2 separate regions of the Mus musculus genome follow, and region 1 is linked to region 2. Evidence: chromatin loops called from intact Hi-C (ENCODE). Cell type or tissue: gastrocnemius. All regions are shown on one strand. Links, peaks and the distances in the headings refer to the core of each region. The heading gives the core; the rest is flanking DNA. Region 1 overlaps Luzp1 (leucine zipper protein 1). Region 2 has its middle 15 kb from the start of Luzp1.

Region 1 (8,335 bases), core at 187-8,186, 71 kb before region 2:
TATACATAAAATAAATAAATCTTAAAAAAAAAAAAAGAGGGATGGTTACAGTAGTTATGGTCTTAGACAGGGAAGAAACAAAATACGGTATTTAGATTCAGGGATTTTTTTTTCTTTTTTTTTTTCTTTTTCTTTCCTCTATTATTCTTTCTCTCCTAGCTAGGGGTTAGGGAGGAGGGGACAGAGGAGGAGAGAGGGAGAAAAGAGAAAGGGGGAATATAGAAATATTATAAGAATAATAGGAAAAAGGGATAGAGATCACTGAATTTACTTTAAAAAAAAAAACAACTTTTTTTTTAAGCCATAATCTTACATTGGTATAGATCTTTGTATATTGATATAAAAGTTAAGGTTATATTTTGTTACACTGGCATAACGTTTTGTATATTTATACAAATTTAAAGTTTTTAATGCACATAATGTATATGTTTTCAACATTTGGGATATTGTACCAATATAATTCTTAAAGATACAATGAAAGTTCTATTCCTTTTAAGCCTGCTATTACAAACTGTTAAGGATAATTAAGTAATATGAATTAAAAGTCAGGCAATCAAACTTGTGGTCATAATAGATACTAGTTGAGTTAATTACAGTAAGATGTTTTCACAGTTATTCAAATAGTAAATAGAATAAACAGTGGGTGACAATTCAGATATTCAATAGATAGATGGTCTTCAAAAACCTCAGAGATCCACAGAATATGACATTTAGAATGATTTCATTATTAAGAGATCTTTTCTAACAATGAGAAAGATCTGCTCCTGGAAGTTATCTCTAATCCACTTCAAAGAAGATAAAAGAGCATCAAAGAACCTCCATATGGAGTTCATCTCAAATGTGACAAGCTGCCACTGGGCAGAAAGCTGCCCATGCTACATCTGCAGACAAAATGCTATCCAGAAAGAACAAACAGGATGCAGGGAAGTTGACTGCCAAGCTCTGCCAAGTTAGGGTAAGCAGTCCTTCATACTTCTTGCTTCACAAAAGGTCTGTCAGATATTCTGGGCATGAAGGCTGAAGATAGAATCCTAGAGAATTTCTGGGGGACTTCCCAGACAACCTGCTCCTCTGTCATTTCTATAGTTTCAGAAGCTGCTGGCCTGTACTTCCTACATACTCAAGTAATATTTATTCCTTCTCAGGTCTGTGATAGGGGAAAAGACTAGATAAAGTTTCAGAATAAATCTTAAATTATATAGGATTTAAGAAAATGTTTTATGTCTTAGAAGATGCTTTAGGTCAATAAGACAAGTTATGATAGAAAATGATTTAGGTACAAAACTCTAAATTCACCAAGTTAGGATGGACAATAGAATATAACTACAAAATTGGCAAATAGTTATGGACTAGATATAACATGAATCTTACCTGATTAGTCATAATAATTGTTATCACTGTATATAGATTATTATGAGTCTTCTGTCTAATATTTGTTTTTTATTAGACAAAAAAGGTGGAATGTAGACATAATGCACTGTGTAAAGGTTATCCTTGTATTATTCAAACGCTGACTTCTCCGCCCTCGTATTTTATTTCAATCCAGACATGGCATTGTAATACTTGTGTCAAGAATCTCCTCTCTCAAGTCTGTGTAAACAATTCTTACCATTTATTCTCTGCTTTGTCAATAAATGCTGATTACCCAATGGCTGGGCAAAACAGAGAATAGGGCAGGACTTCTGCCAGCCAGGGGAAGGAGGAAGAGATCAGTCAGGTTGAGTAAGGTGGAAAGAATTCTTGAGAGTTTAGCAGAAATATGGAAGTCCCAAGTTGCAAGTATTATTGGGATTTTGACTAGTAGGTAGCCAAACTAGTTGAGGGGTTAGAATAGATAAGATAGACTGCCTAGATATTGAGGTGGAGCCTTGAAATATTTATATTAAATAATTTTGTAGACCCTGTCTCAAAAAACTTTTTTAAAAAGTTAAAGTTAGTATATAAATAAGTTGGGTGATAGTAATTATTAGGACTAGCTCATGATGAAAATCAATATAAATGCCCTGGTTTTTTCAAAAGACTACTAAAGAATCTGACTAGGAAGACCAAACAGGAAGCACTGTGATACTCCAAGCAAAAGCCAGTGTGGCTGATAACAGAGACACTAAGAAGTGGTCAGAACTCTGGCCAGGTGAAGGGAGAACCCCATGCTTTTGTTCCTAGACTGCACATGATGTATAAGACAGGCAAGAAATTAAGGATGCTTCAGACCAAGGTTGCTGGCCTGAATTTGTAGGACAGTGCTGTCCTAAGTCCAATGAAATTAAGTATAGATGGAACAGTAAGAAAAGGAAGATAAGTTTAAAACATTATCTGTGAGGGGTTAATGGTCAATCAAAGACAATAGAGCCCATAAACACACAAGCAGGGTCAGAGCTCAGAAGAGAGGTATTCTTACAATATAAATCTGTGAGTCAACAAAAACAGATGGCTTAGAAAAATATAGAGAAAATAAGACACCAACTGTCTAAACCCCAATGCTCACAGGGATGAAAATATAGCAAAGGGGACAAAGCATCTGTGAGGCAAGTGGAAAATCACAAGAGTGCATAGCACATAGTGTAATGGAAGCTTCCAAAAAGTAAGACTAACACAGGTGGATCTATCAAGACAATTATGCCACAAGTATTGCCAGCACGACACCAGTAGGGCTGAGGAGATGTCTCAGTTGTAAGGCATTTTGTCCAGCATATGTGAAGACTGGTGTTTCATCTCCAGTACCACATGTGCAGGGTCGCAGGGGTTCAGCACTATTTAACAGAATAGTGCTGGAAACAGCAACAGAATCAGGATTTGAAATTAGGGGCAGTCCATCCCATAATCAGCCACCAAACACAGACACTATCGCATATGCCAGCAAGATTGTGCTGAAAAGACCCTGGTAAACAGCTGTCTCTTGTGAGGCTATGCCAGTGCCTGGCTAATACAGAAGTGGATGCTCACAGTGATCTATAGGATGGAACACAGGGCCCCCAATGGAGGAGCTAGAGAAAGTACCCAAAGGAGCTAAGGGGGTCTGCAACCCTATAGGTGGAACAACAATATGAACTAATCAGTACCCCCCAGAGCTCGTGTCTCTAGCTGCATATGTAGCTATGGGAAGAGAGGCCCCTTGGTCTTGCAAACTTTATATGCCCCAGTACAGGGGAACACCAGGGCCAAGAAGTGGGAGTGGGTGGGTAGGGGAGCAGGGCGGGGAGAGGGTATAGGGGACTTTTGGGATAGCATTTGAAATGTAAATGAAGAAAATATCTAATAAAAAATTAAAAAACACAGTCTAACCTATAAGAGAACAGCCAGCATCTTATAGTAAAACTGACTCCCAACAATTCAACTGCAACTGAGGCTTGAAATACCAAATGCCTTCTGGAGCTGTGCACGGGCTCCATCTGGTGGCTGCACTACATGGTCTGAGCCATCAGATGGAGCCCGTGCACAGCTCTTATAGAACAGCAATGCTTGGGAGAAATTGCTACCATCAAACATGGATCATCCATCACTCTGCCCCGTCTATGGTACAGCTCTCTTCTCTCCTCTAAGTTCTTCTAGACTCTTTCCCATCTCTCCATAGCCTACATGCTTCCACATTCTCCAAAACTGAAGGGAACAAGTCGCTTTCCTTTGGCTATTTGTCCACTGGCACAGCAAAAGCCTTAACTATTTTTACACTAGTTGGGGGATTAGGGACTCCACAAATTTCATATGTTCAGTAATAGAAAGGATAAAGAATTATTAAAGGATTTATACTAACTTAACAGTTACCAGAAGACAAATAACACCATGTTTCTACGAGAAGCTTTAAAAGCAATGCATCATTGTCGATATGCTTAAAACCATTAAATTGTACAATGTAGAGGTGAACTCCATGATATACAACATCACAATAATAATTTGTTTGCTTTCATTTTTCGAGACAGGGTCTCTCTGTGTGGTCCTGGCTGTCCTGGAACTCTCTCTGTAGATCAAGCTGGTCTCAAACTAACAGAGATCCACCCACCTCTGCCTCCCAAGTATTGGATTACAAGTGTGTACCACCATACCAGGTTCAATAGTGAAAAAAAAAATTTAAAACCCACACACCTAGGCATGATAGTATTTCTGTAGTTCCAGCTACTCAGAAGTCTAAAGCAAGGGGATTCTTTAAACTAAGGAGCTTAAGACCAGCCTAGGAAACATAGTGAGGACCCCATACAAAACCAAAACAGAACAGAAGGGCCTCGGCCTACCCTCAACTGACATTCTCCAAACATTCCCTTTTACCACTTTACACTGAACTTTTCATGAACAAATATCTTAAGAGGAAATTATAATAGTTAATATTTATTCGTCAACTTGATAACAATTTGGTATCCAACAAATCTCCAGGCAGACCTGTGAGAACTGTCTTGATTATATGATTATATTAACTGAAAGGGGAAGACCCACACTAGAGGTGAATGGAACAATTCCCCGGGATTAGCTCTGTAGATTCAGTGTGACCAGCCTTGACTTCTTCACCATAAGGGAACATTCTAAGTGTAAGCCAGAATAATCCTTTCTCAACTTTTTTTAAGAATCAGAATATTTTATTCTGGAAACAGGAAAAGAACTAATATAGATATGAAACTTTAGCACTTCTCCATCTATAAATTACCACTATTCTGAATTATAAAAAGTTCAGGAACCTGACTACTGTTTTCATGTGGATTAAATTTTTCTTTTTAGATGTTTTTAGTTATGTGTATATCTCTTTGTGAGTGTGCGTGTCTGTGAGGGTACCTAGAAGGCCAGAGGAGGGAACTGGACCTCCTGGAGCTGGAGTTACATGCAGCTATGGTGTCACAGCCCAGCATGGGTACCAAGAAATGAACTCTAGTCCTCTACAAGTGCACTTAGCCATCTTGCCAGTCCCTCCATTTGGATTTTAGTGTTAATTTTCTATCTTCTGTTCAAAATTGAGTGTGGAGACTCAACCAGTATAGCACAGGAATGAAAAAGCTAAACTCAGTTAACAACCAACAAGTACTTAATTGACACTAAAAAGAGAGCATTACATTTCCTATCTGAAATCTTTTCAAGGCTCTTATTCTTCTTAGGTTAAAGTCCAAATTCTCCAATTAAACCAAGAAGCCCTGCATGTTCTGGCCTTGCCTGCCCACCTCTCTCTAGCCTTGTCTTCAGCCTGCATGTTAAGTCTCATTTTTAGCTGGTTGTAGTGGTAGAAGTACTGGAGATTGAACCCAGGGCCTTGAGCATGTCAGACAAATGCTCACAACACTGTATATGTATGAGTTTTATTTACTCAGTATATTCCTCCCTACTTGCTTTCTTATTTGTATTCTGAATTCTCAGTACTCAGCAAGGAGCCTAGCACACAATAAATGCTTTAAACTTAGTGACTGTGAGTGGCTGAATGAACTTCCTAATGATTCAGTGTCTGGCCAGACACTGGCCTTTAACAGACAACACTAAGTAATACCAAGGAACTAACTGTTCATGGGTTACAACGGAGGAAATGAGTGGATCAGATGGAACAGGTTATCAGGTCCTGGACACATGTTCTAAAAGATCACACCCAAGCCCTGTACCCACTTGCTCAGTGGCTTAACCATCATATTGTGCCCCTTCAAGACTGCAGGTCTGCGCCATGGAAACTGGGACAAACTGCTGAAACCACTCCTTATAGGCTGCCCAAATATTATCACTGGGCTGGTAAGAACAAAAAGTATTTCTGAATCTTCCTCTACTCCTTAGAATAGTTTTATACATTTATTTTTCTGTTTTTGTTTTTTGTTACAGGGTCTCTCTAAATAGTCCTGGCTGTCCTGGAACTCACTATTGACCAGGCTGGCCTCAAACTACATACCTTTAATTTCTTTAATACACATCTCCTATCTGGAGAAAGCAGTGGAGGTGCTGTATCCTGGGCTGTCTACAAAAGAGAAAAGATTCCTTTCTTCCTAATGTTTCCCTGCTCTCTGCAGATGATTCATTATTCAGTAAATATTTATGGCACATCTATGATGTACCCAGACTTCTGTGAAGTGCAAGAATAAAAAAATTAAGAGCTTCTCCTTTGTCTTTGAAAAAATAAGACAGACATAGCCAAAGGTAAAACAATGGTTTTTTAAAAAAATAAAACCATCCCTACTGGGCATAATGTCACTCTACTGTGATCCAAGCACTTGGGAAACTGGGGCAAGAAGATCAAGAACTCACAGAGAGGGCTGGAGAGATGGCTCAGCAGTTAAGAGCATGCTGCTCTTCCAGAGGTCCTGAGATCAATTCTCAGCAACCACATGGTGGCTCACAACCATCTGTAGTGGGATCTGATGCCCTCTTCTGTATACATAAGTAAATAAATAAAGGGTTTCATTTCCACACTTTCACTCTAGAGTCCAAGTGCTCCTGGAACTTACCATGTAGCCCACACTAGCCTCAAATTCATAATGCTCCTGCCATGTGCCTGGGTCATGGGCATGTACCAACCATCAGTTCCATCTTTTACAGCCAATGTCTCTCACATCAATATCTACCTCAGTTCTGATTAATATTAGAAAGATATCAATTGTATTTCCATTTGGCAGATCATTTTTGCCAAACTTCTTAAGCCTCTTTAAAACAAAACAAAACAAAACAAAACAAAACAAAACAAAACACAAAACCAAGAACAGGGCCTTGTTTATTTCATGCTGTCCTTGAACTCAGTATGTAACCAAGGATGGCCTAGAATTTTTTAGACCCTCTGCCTCTACTTCCCAAGTGCTAAGACTATATAGGTATATATCATAGCACCTGGCTTATGTGGTACTGGGGACCTGAACCTGGGCATGCTAAACAAGCATTTCACCAACTGAGCTACATCCTAAGCCCCTTAAACCTATTTCTAAGTGAACCTAGCTAGCCCTTTAGAAACTAGCTCTTCTTCCTGCCCTTGCAGATCAGGAAGATCTGAAATAGAACATAAAAAATCCTGCCCTGCCCCTTCTCCCAACATAGTTGCCATGATTCATTTCCTGTTCCCAACAGTCATTTATAGCAGGGGTCAGCAAACTTCTTTGCAGTTTGATATATAACCAACCATACAGACTTAGGTTGGTCCTGGGGACTAAACCTGGGCATGATAAACAAACATTCTACCAACTGAGCAGCTTGCCTGATTTTATAAATAATTTAGTTGAAATATGGCTATGTTTATTCACTTCTATGTCTTACGTGTCTGCTTCACACTATAGAGTTGTTGGGACAGGCACTTTTCAAAGTGGAAAGAATTCAATGTACAAGTTGTCTTAGTAACTCATCATCAATTCTTGTCTAAGCACTTCTTTCTTTCTTTCTTTACTTCTTTCTTTCTTTCTTTCTTTCTTTCTTTCTTTCTTTCTTTCTTTTTTTTTTTTTTTTTTTTTTGAGACAGGGTTTCTCTGTATAGCCCTGGCTGTTCTGGAACTCACTTTGTAGACCAGGCTGGCCTCGAACTCAGAAATCCACCTGCCTCTGTCTGCCTCTGCCTCTGCCTCTGCCTCTGCCTCTGCCTCTGCCTCTGCCTCTGCCTCCCAAGTGCTGGGATTAAAGGCATGCACCACCACGCCCGGCGTCTAAGCACTTCTAATGACAAGAAGGACAGACACTTCCCCACCAGAAAACTCATTCCATCTTTGAAGGCTCTACAGGAATTCACTATTTGTCAGCCTCGAATGTTAACCACATTATATGAAAACTCAATACCATCGGACTTATACCAGACTGAGATCCACAGGGTAAAGAACATGTTTATATGTTATCCACTACCTCATGACAAGTTCCTCCTTGTCCTTACAATGTCCTTTTCATGCGTGGATTGACTTGAGTAGTGTTACCAAGATTTCTCTCTGTATCCAGGCATTTCCATGACCACTGCACATTTTCCAAGCTTTCCCCCAGTCCTTTCTCTATCCACAGTACACCAGAAGTGACGAGGACCACGAAACCCCTTAGCTGTCCCCCCTCCTCAGTTCTCGTCCTCACAGTCCTAGTTCATTGTTATTCTCCACAGCCTTCCTGTGCCAATAAAGACGGGCTCACAAAACCCAGAGAGCAAAGGAATAGCTGTTAGTCTAAGTTTCTCTAATGTTTATTCTGGTGTGCTTCTGAAAGGTAAGTGAGCCACCATCTCAACCCAGAAAGTAACATTCTCAAAAGGTGGATGTGATACAATGAAAAGGACCTAGTTTAAAAACTTAATTCTGCCTCTTGTTGCCTGTGTAAACTTGATAAGTTATTTAACCTCTCACCTCACTTTCTGGCAATGATAAAAGCACTAGCCTTAAAGAGTTGGAATAGGTATTAAGAAAGAAAACGTATGACAGACAGGCCTGAC
Region 2 (8,335 bases), core at 213-8,212:
AGGAAGAAACACGAAATTCTGAATACAGCAGCGGCTGATGGAAAGTTTTTTAAGGACGGGGACTGTGATATAACCCAAAGCGTGGCTCTGAGCTTCCTGGCAGCCAAAGCAAAGAAGGAAACAGGATGTGCTTCAAATTGTATAGGAAGTAGTCAACGTGATTAAGTGCACAGCCCTTGGAGACAGTGCTATGTTAATTAACTAGCTTTATTTATTTATTTTTCTGGTGCTGAAGATTGAATGGAGAGCCTTCTACCTCCCAGACAAGTTCCCTACACTGAGCTAGGTGATTTTGAAACCCAATTCTTCTGCTCACTAGTCACATGACCATCAGAAATTCTTGAACGTCTCCATTTGAGCCCCTTTCTTTGGGACCATTTGGGAAGATTGAGTCAAGCAAGGGGTATGAGGTTCTCAGAGAAGGCCTGGCATGAGGGAAATTGTTTATGACAATTCACTATCGGGTTGGTAGCATGTGCCTAGCATGTGCTTGTGAAGTTCTGGGTTCCCTTTCCAGCACCTCCTCTCCCCAAAGAAGTTTTGTTTTGATATGACTGGAAGAATCAGGCCAGTGATTTGGGAAAGATTCGTGTTTCCCTGTGCTAAATTCTCTCTGGCAGGTGTCATACGAATACAACGGTCTGTGCTGCCAAGCTGACAACTGCTGTACCTTGTGTTAACTATTTTTCTCTTAGTGGCTTTTGGCCCAGTTTTACTTACTGGATAATTCAAGGTGCTGTGCGAACCGTGGGCTCCAAGTGCACAGACCTAGCCACAGGCCAAGTAAATGTAGATCAGTAAATGTAGATCAGTAAATGTAGGTCAGTCTATACACACGTGGGTGAACTCTTCCCAGCCTAGGTTTCCCTACCCCTACAAAGGGGTGAATAGGAAGTAGGACCTTCCTCACTCAGGGGCAGTAATGAGCACCCGAGAGAAGGTATACAAAGGGCTGGGTGTAATTCAGTGGTGAAAGCACTGCTTGCTCAATGTGCGAGGCCTCGGGCTCAATTATCCAGTATGCTGAAGATGAAGAAAAGGAAGGAAGGAAGGAAGGACCCAAAGATAAAAGGAAGGAAGAAAGAAAGAAAGGAAGGAAGGAAGGAAGGAAGGAAGGAAGGAAGGAAGGAAGGAAGGAAGAAAGAAAGAAAGAAAGAAAGAAAGAAAGAAAGAAAGAAAGAAAGAAAGAAAGAAAGAAAGAAAGAAAGAAAACAATAATAATGTAGGGACCAGAGAGATGGGGAGATAGCTCAGTAGTTAAGAACGCTCGGTGGGTAACTGTTAGGGCCTCAGTTCAGAACCAGGCACTCACAAAAAAAAAAAAAAAAAAAGGCAGCCTGGTGGCGCACAACTTTAATCCCAGCCCTCAGGAAACAGAGGCAGGTGGACCCAGCATGGTCTACAGAGTGCGTCCCAGGAAGCCAGGGCTACGCAGAGAAACCCTGTCTCAAAACAAACAAACAAACAAACAAACAAACAAACAAACAAACAAAAAAGGCTGGATTTTTCTGGTAGCCAGCCTGGCTCAGTGAGAGATCCTGTCTCAAAGAAATAAGGCAGAGGAGAGTGATAGAGAAGGTGCCTGATGCCTTTCTCTGGCATCTGTGCAAGTACTGACACTTGTGTGCATACTCTAGCGAATGCGTGCGCACACACATACACACACAGGCACACAACCTACACACACAAGAGGTTTTTTTTTTTTTTTTAAGATTTATTTATTTATTATGTGAGTACACTGTGGCTGTCTTCAGACACTCCAGAAGAGGGCATCAGCTTTTGTTAAGGATGGTTGTGAGCCACCATGTGGTTGCTAGGATTTGAACTCCGGACCTTCGGAAGAGCAGTCAGCGCTCTTAACCACTGAGCCATCTTGCCAGCCCCCACACACAAGATTTTTAAAAAGAAAATAAAGCAGGGGTATCTACAAGACCTTTATCTCAGTAACCGGGGTCAGAGGCAACTTTCAGTGCGCAAGCACAAAGCGAGAGAGCAAACAAAATAGGACAAGAGACTCACTCCTTGTAACCTGGCCCAGAAAAATCATTTTGAATGTCTCAACAAGGAAAACAGCCACAACACCTTTCTCCAGAAGGTGGCCCTGGACTAACCAGATTGTTTTCTTTGCCTTTGGCTAGAATTCCCTTGGCCTAATTCCAAGGGCTCTCAGCCTGGGGCTGACCTGATTTGAAACCCACCCTGGTTTGAAGAGGTTCTTCCTGGCCAGAGAGCCAGGGTGCCCTACTGCATAACCACAGACTCTCTGAGGGATGGAGAACCTAAAAACTCCCCTCTTCTTGGGTGTTCTCGGACCCCTCCACACACAAAAAACCAAAAACAAAAAAACATGCTGAACCCTTGTCGTGATTTGAATATGCTTGGCCCAGGGAGTGGCACTGTTTGGAGGTGTGGTCCTGTTAGAGTAGGTGTGTCACTGTGGGTGTGGGCTTTAAGACCCTCATCCTAGCTTCCTGGAAGACAGTCTTCCACTAGCTGCCTTCAGATGAAGATGTAGAACTCTCAGCTCCTCCTGCACCATGCCTGCTTGGATGCTGCCATGTTCCCGTCTTGATGATAATGGACTGAACCTCTGAACCTGCAAGCCAGCCCCAATGAAATGTTGTTCTTTATAAGACTTGCCTTGGTCATGGTGTCTGTTCACAGCAGTAAAACCCTAACTAAGGCAGCCCTACCCACACCACCTTGTCCAAGGCCTCAAAGGTTGGTCTTAGCCATAATCATATTTTACTTTTTATATTTGATTTATTATTGCTGTGCATGTATGTTGGGGTGTGTGTGCATGCCACAGAACATGTGTGACGTTAGAGGACAACTTTGTGGGGTCAGTTAGCTCCATTTCTATGCGAGCTTTAAGGATCTGATCCAGGTCACCAGGTCCCTGCTGAGCCATCTCCATAGCTCTATAACCACATTTTACAGATATAGAAGCTGGGGCTTGGTTACCAAATTGACTTGGCTGTGCTAACACAGCCAATAATTAGCAGAGTTGGCACCTGAAAGAGATGTTTACCACCAGTATGTGTCCTAATGGAATATCTTCCTCTGCCCTCCTAACCCCCAATCTGGCTTCTCTCTTAGCCTCTCTCTCTCTCTCTCTCCCTCTCTCTCTCTCTCTTTCCTTCTCTCTCTCCTTCTCTCTCTGTCTATTGATATCAAGGATCTTCCAGGATATACCAGCTGGAGAACAGATCTTCTTGGCCCAGGGAAGTCCCCTAGCCTGAGAGAACTGTCACCTAACCAAGACAGTTTCACTGGGGTACCCAGGAGCCCATGGGAAGGTCTTGGTGGATGGAAAATTAACCCACGCTGTCATTACCCCATCCAACCTGCAGCTCTTCTGTGCTCAGTCCCTTGGTTAGCCTCTGTCCCTCCAGACTTCTCCACCTCCCTTCCTCTGTCTTCACACAGCTCAAGTGATCCATCTCAGCTCCCATCTTACGACGCCATCTTCCCAAATAATTTTCAAGAGATCCCTGTTCCTCCCAGGATAAAGTTCAAAGCAGATAGATTGTTTGAGTCCCCAAGGTCTGACCGACTTCTCGTCCAATCTTCCCTTTCTTCTAGGCCTCCCTCACTCCTGGCCTCCCTTCCCCCACCCCTAGTATCTCAAACCTTTCTCGAGGTTTCCAGCCTCAAGTCTTTGAACTTAACAGTTCCATGTGTGGTGTGAGAGGAACAGAAGTCCCGATTGAGCTGCAGGGCCTAAGCTGAGCTCTGGAGTTGCCAGATCCATTAGTAACCGCCCCCCCCCCCCGCCCCCCAGGCTTCCAAGAGTGGTGGCAGACACGTCAGCCATCTAGAAGGCTTTCACTAGCGGTGGCCACCAACCACCTAGTGAGAGCACCAAAACCTGGAGCTCTCTGCAAAGCCTGAGAAAGACGGATCTCATCTCGCACCCCATTTGGTGTGCCAGCACAACTCTCTGAGCCAGCTGCCAAGAAGGTTCCCAGAGGCAAAGATTTCCTACCCTGTCTGCTGGAGTCTTATTTCCTAGTGTTTACCATCACCTTCCGCTACTTCCGTGGTCAGGCCGAGTTCGCCTCTGAGAGTGTCTGCAATGCATACCTTAGTGATCTAAGTGCTGTCCCAGAACAGGCAGAGGCTTGCCGCTGCTTCTTGTAGAAAAGTTTTGCCAGAGAAAGGGGGTTTGCCCACCCTTCTTTCTGCATTATTCCCTGATGCTTCTGCGCCATCTGGTGGACAGATGTGGAATGGACCAGGATTTAGGCGGAGGGAAACGCCTTATTCAAACTTGTTTAGGGCAAGATGTTCCTACTGGATTCTGTCCTATGATGGGATCTCAGACTTGTACCAGCCCCTCTCGGGATGAGGTTCCTTTTTTCAGAAAAAAAAAAAAAAGGTAGGAAGGGAATGGGTTCTTCTATCTCTAACACAGCCAAGGCCCATGTCTCTTTGTCGGGGCTGGAGAGATGGCTCAGTGGTTAAGAGTACTGGCTGCTTGCTTGATTCCCGGTACATACGTGGCAGCTCACCACCATCTGTAACTCCAATCCCAGAGGATTTAATTTCTCTTCTGGCTTCCTTGACCACAATATATACAGGCAAAACACCCATATACATTTTGAAAAAAAAACTCTTTAAAAAAACAAAATCAAAGTCCAATATGGTAGCTCGTATCTTTAATTCCAGAACTCAAGAGGCAGAGACAGGCAAATCTCTGAGTTTTAGGCCAGTCTCATCTATATAGCAAGTTCCAAGCCAGCTAGGACTTCATTGTATGGTGGCTTTCAATCTTCCTCATGCTGTGAGACCCCCCCCCAACCATAACACTATTTTCTTTGCTATTTCATAACTATAATTTTGCTACTGTCATGAATCATAATGTAAACATATGATATGCAGGATATTGGATATGTGACCCTTGTGAAAGGATTGTTCAAGCTTCCCAAGAGGCCAAGACCCACAAGTTGAGAGCCTCTGGCGTACTGAGACCCTGTCTGGAACAAACAAACAAAAAATCAAAACAAAAAAAGGGATATGCTTGCATTTGGCCCCAGCTTGTTCTTAGAACTAGATTTGTACCCTTGGCCTGTTCCTTCTCTGCTTTAAGTATACAATTGCCACACTATGGTGATATAACATGGTGACTGTTGCTAGGCAGAAATACTACAGCTGAACCATGGTGGCGCACACCTTTGATCCCAGCACGTGGAAGGCAGAGGCAGGCAGATTTCTGAGTTCGAGGCCAGCCTGATCTGCAGACCAAGATCCAGGACAGCCAGGACTACACAGAGAAACCCAGTCTGAACACCCCTGTCACCCCTCCCCCCCACAAAAGAAATGACATACATTTTTTTAGATTCCTAGTGCCTGGCTAACGCTAGGTCAACATAGGTATGGTTGAGGGTGAGCATCCTGTCCCTGAATCTGTTCAAGGATACTTGGTGGGCACGCCAAAAAGTCAAGTGAATGAGCTGTCCAAGTGGGGTTCAGGGAACCTGGGTGTGGTCATTTATGCCTTTAATCCCAGCACTCAGAACGCAGAAGAGGCACAGAGTTCGAGGCCAACCTGGTCTACACATTGAGTTCCAGGACAGCCAGAGCTATACTAGAGATACTCTGTCTCAAACAAACAAACAAACAAACAAACAAACGAACAAAACCAGAGTGGTTCAGGGATTAGGGTAAACTAGGAAGTAGTGATGTTGTTCATGGGTGACGTCACCTAGATGTGAATGCTCATTTGTCTCTTCCAGTGAGTTACAGGGATACCTTGAGCAGATTTCTTAGGCATTTTAAGCCCCCATCTACCTATCTGCAAAATGGGGATAACGGTTTCCTGTTCCCCAAGTTGCTGGGAGTCAGCAAGATAAATCTATCCAAGATCATGAGTTGCTGCTGTGGCAGGGATGATGTGACTAAAGGTGCCCTAGATAACTGTTAAAATCCCCTTTCTCCAGGTCTGGGATCCCTGTTTCTGTCTTTGAGAGCAAAATTCAGGATTAGCAAAGCAATAAATGCTATCGTAAGACCCTTCAGTCAGAGGACGGCTCAAATCAGGTACTTGCTAGAAACTATAAAGAAGGCACTCTCCCCTCTGGCTGGAAAGTCATCTGAGGGCAACGAGGGGGTGGGGCACAACACAGGCCAGGTGATGAACAGACTGCCTGCCTATCTAATCTGCTGAGTGTACTTTGATCCCCAAATGGACTCTGAGCTTTGTGAGGGATCTGGTGGCCATATGGGGACAGAAAACAAGCGATCATAAAAGAAAGAAAGGGGCTGGTGAGATGGCTCAGTGGGTGAGAGCACCCGACTGCTCTTCCAAAGGTCCAGAGTTCAAATCCCAGCAACCACATGGTGGCTCACAACCATCCGTAACAAGATCTGACTCCCTCTTCTGGTGTGTCTGAAGACAGCTACAGTGTACTTACATATAATAATAAATAAATCTTTAAAAAATAAATAAATAAATAAAAGAAAGAAAGAAAGAAAGAAAGAAAGAAAAGAAAAGAAAAGAAAAGAAAAGAAAAGAAAAGAAAAGAAAAGAAAAGAAAAGAAAAGAAAAGAAAAGAAAAAAAGAGATCACAGGTTGCCAACTGGCAACCCAAGAGCTAGACCTGGCTCCCAGGTCAGTAGTCCGAATCATCAACTGTGTGTATTTGCCTCGCCACTTAATTAGTTCCAAGTGAGTAAGTGGTAGTCTAGTCCCATTCAGAGATTTCCCCAGTTCTGAACACTGCAGTGTCTGGGACAGTACCAGGCCCCAGCCACCTTCTTGGGTTGACAGTATTGTTATTCGTGTGGTACCAAAGAATAGCCTGAGTTAAAAGGCAAGAAACTGGAAACCCTGGTTACCATTTCCCACTAGTGTGTGTGTGTGTGTGTGTGTGTGTGTGTGTGTGTGTGTGTGTGTGTGTCCAGGTGTTCATGGATGAACACATGTGTGCCTGTGTGTGGAGGACAGAGGTTAACCTTGGGTGTTGGTACTCGGGTGACGACATACACATGATTGCCTGGATGAGGTTAGCTGACTGGTCCTGAGCCTCCCAATTCTGCTCGTTTCTGCTGCCTCTTCAGCGCTGGGATTCCAAGCCCTCTGAGCCTCATGCGTACACTGCAGACACTTTACGGAGTATCTCTCCGGCTTTACTGCTTTTCAAAGGCAAACACTGGCCTTTGTGCCTGGCCACATCCTCTGAGGGTTCAGAGTGTAGCCTGACTTGAATTCTGGCACTGGGATACAGGGCAAAAGACTGAGTTTCCTGGGACTCTAGCTTCGAATCTGGACTGTAACAACTGGACTTGCTTCACTGGGTTAAGTGGCTACTGCCCATAAAATGCTTAAGGCATACCTGGGTACACAGTCAGAGCTCAGTAAATGCTATTATCATTAACCACATGCTGTCTGGCTGTGTGCCAGGGGCTAAGAGGACAGAGATAGATAAGCGAGCCCCTGAGGGGCTCAGAGTCTGATGGCGATCATAGGGTGATGGATGGACGGTGGAAGCCCCTCCCCCTCCCCCCCCACCCCTACCCCCGCCCTGATCTTGAAAGCAGAGGAGCTGAGGTCACCTGTGTCCACGGAGCTCAGTTATTTGCACTCCCTGCAGGATTCACATCCTGGAGGCCTGAAGTCTGTTGAGAAGTAAACGGTGGAGAAGGGGTGGCTGGGAATGTAGCTCAGTGGGAAACCATTCGCATAGCCTGTGTGAAACTCTGGGCTATGCTTCCAGCTCTGAAAAATAAATCAATAATAAACAATCAAACTGGCCTGGGAAGCTGGGGCCATAATGACATACTTACAGTTCCAGCTACCCAGAAGCCCGAGGTAGGAGGATCACTTGAGTCCAGAAGTTCAAAGCCAGCCACCCTGGGTAATATAGACCTAGGCCTTTCATTATTTATTTATTTATTTTTACATACTTATTTATTTTGATTTTTTTTTTTTGAGGCAGGGTTTTTCTGAGTGCCCTGGCTGTCCTAGAACGCACTATGTAGACCAGGCTGGTCTAGAACTCACAAAGATCTTCCTGCCTCTGCTTCCTGAGTTCTGGGATTAAAAGACATGTGTCACCATCGCCCAGCTGAAAGACATATTTTTTTTTTAAAATCAATTGGAAAAAAATAAAGCAGAGGCAGAAGTTTGAGGCCAGCCTGAGACCATGCCTCAAAAACAAACAAACAAATAAGTAAATACTTTTTAAAATAGCGAATGAAGAGGCGATTTGATTTTGGGGGGAGGTGTTATCTGTTGTATATGTTTTTTTGTTTTGTTTTGTTTTGTGATTTAGTTTTTTGAGATAGGGTCTCACTGTCTTCTTGGATGGCCTAAACTCAAAAGGTCCTTTTA

What was found. A loop is a pair of places that touch in the nucleus more often than their neighbours do. Peaks named below come from ENCODE experiments on the same cell type or tissue, not always from the same donor. Only the 100,000 strongest peaks of a DNase experiment are listed, where the experiment ranks them.
Region 1: it touches region 2 in a loop (9-fold over the local background); 25 of 42 quality-filtered maps call a loop at or near these places.

Annotation. Positions count from the first base shown.
Region 1 is chr4:136,521,703-136,530,037 of GRCm38, reverse strand. The region is part of intron 2 of Luzp1 (leucine zipper protein 1); the gene reads right to left. Among named protein-coding and RNA genes, the nearest start is that of Luzp1, 56 kb to the right of the region's middle. In gastrocnemius, for the core only: a CTCF peak has its summit at 3,405 (motif pointing left); a DNase peak (open chromatin) is centred at 3,407.
Region 2 is chr4:136,450,801-136,459,135 of GRCm38, reverse strand. No RefSeq gene overlaps it. Among named protein-coding and RNA genes, the nearest start is that of Luzp1, 15 kb to the left of the region's middle. In gastrocnemius, for the core only: a CTCF peak has its summit at 4,216 (motif pointing left); DNase peaks (open chromatin) are centred at 2,161, 4,209 and 7,404; H3K4me3 peaks cover 673 bases; H3K27ac peaks cover 392 bases.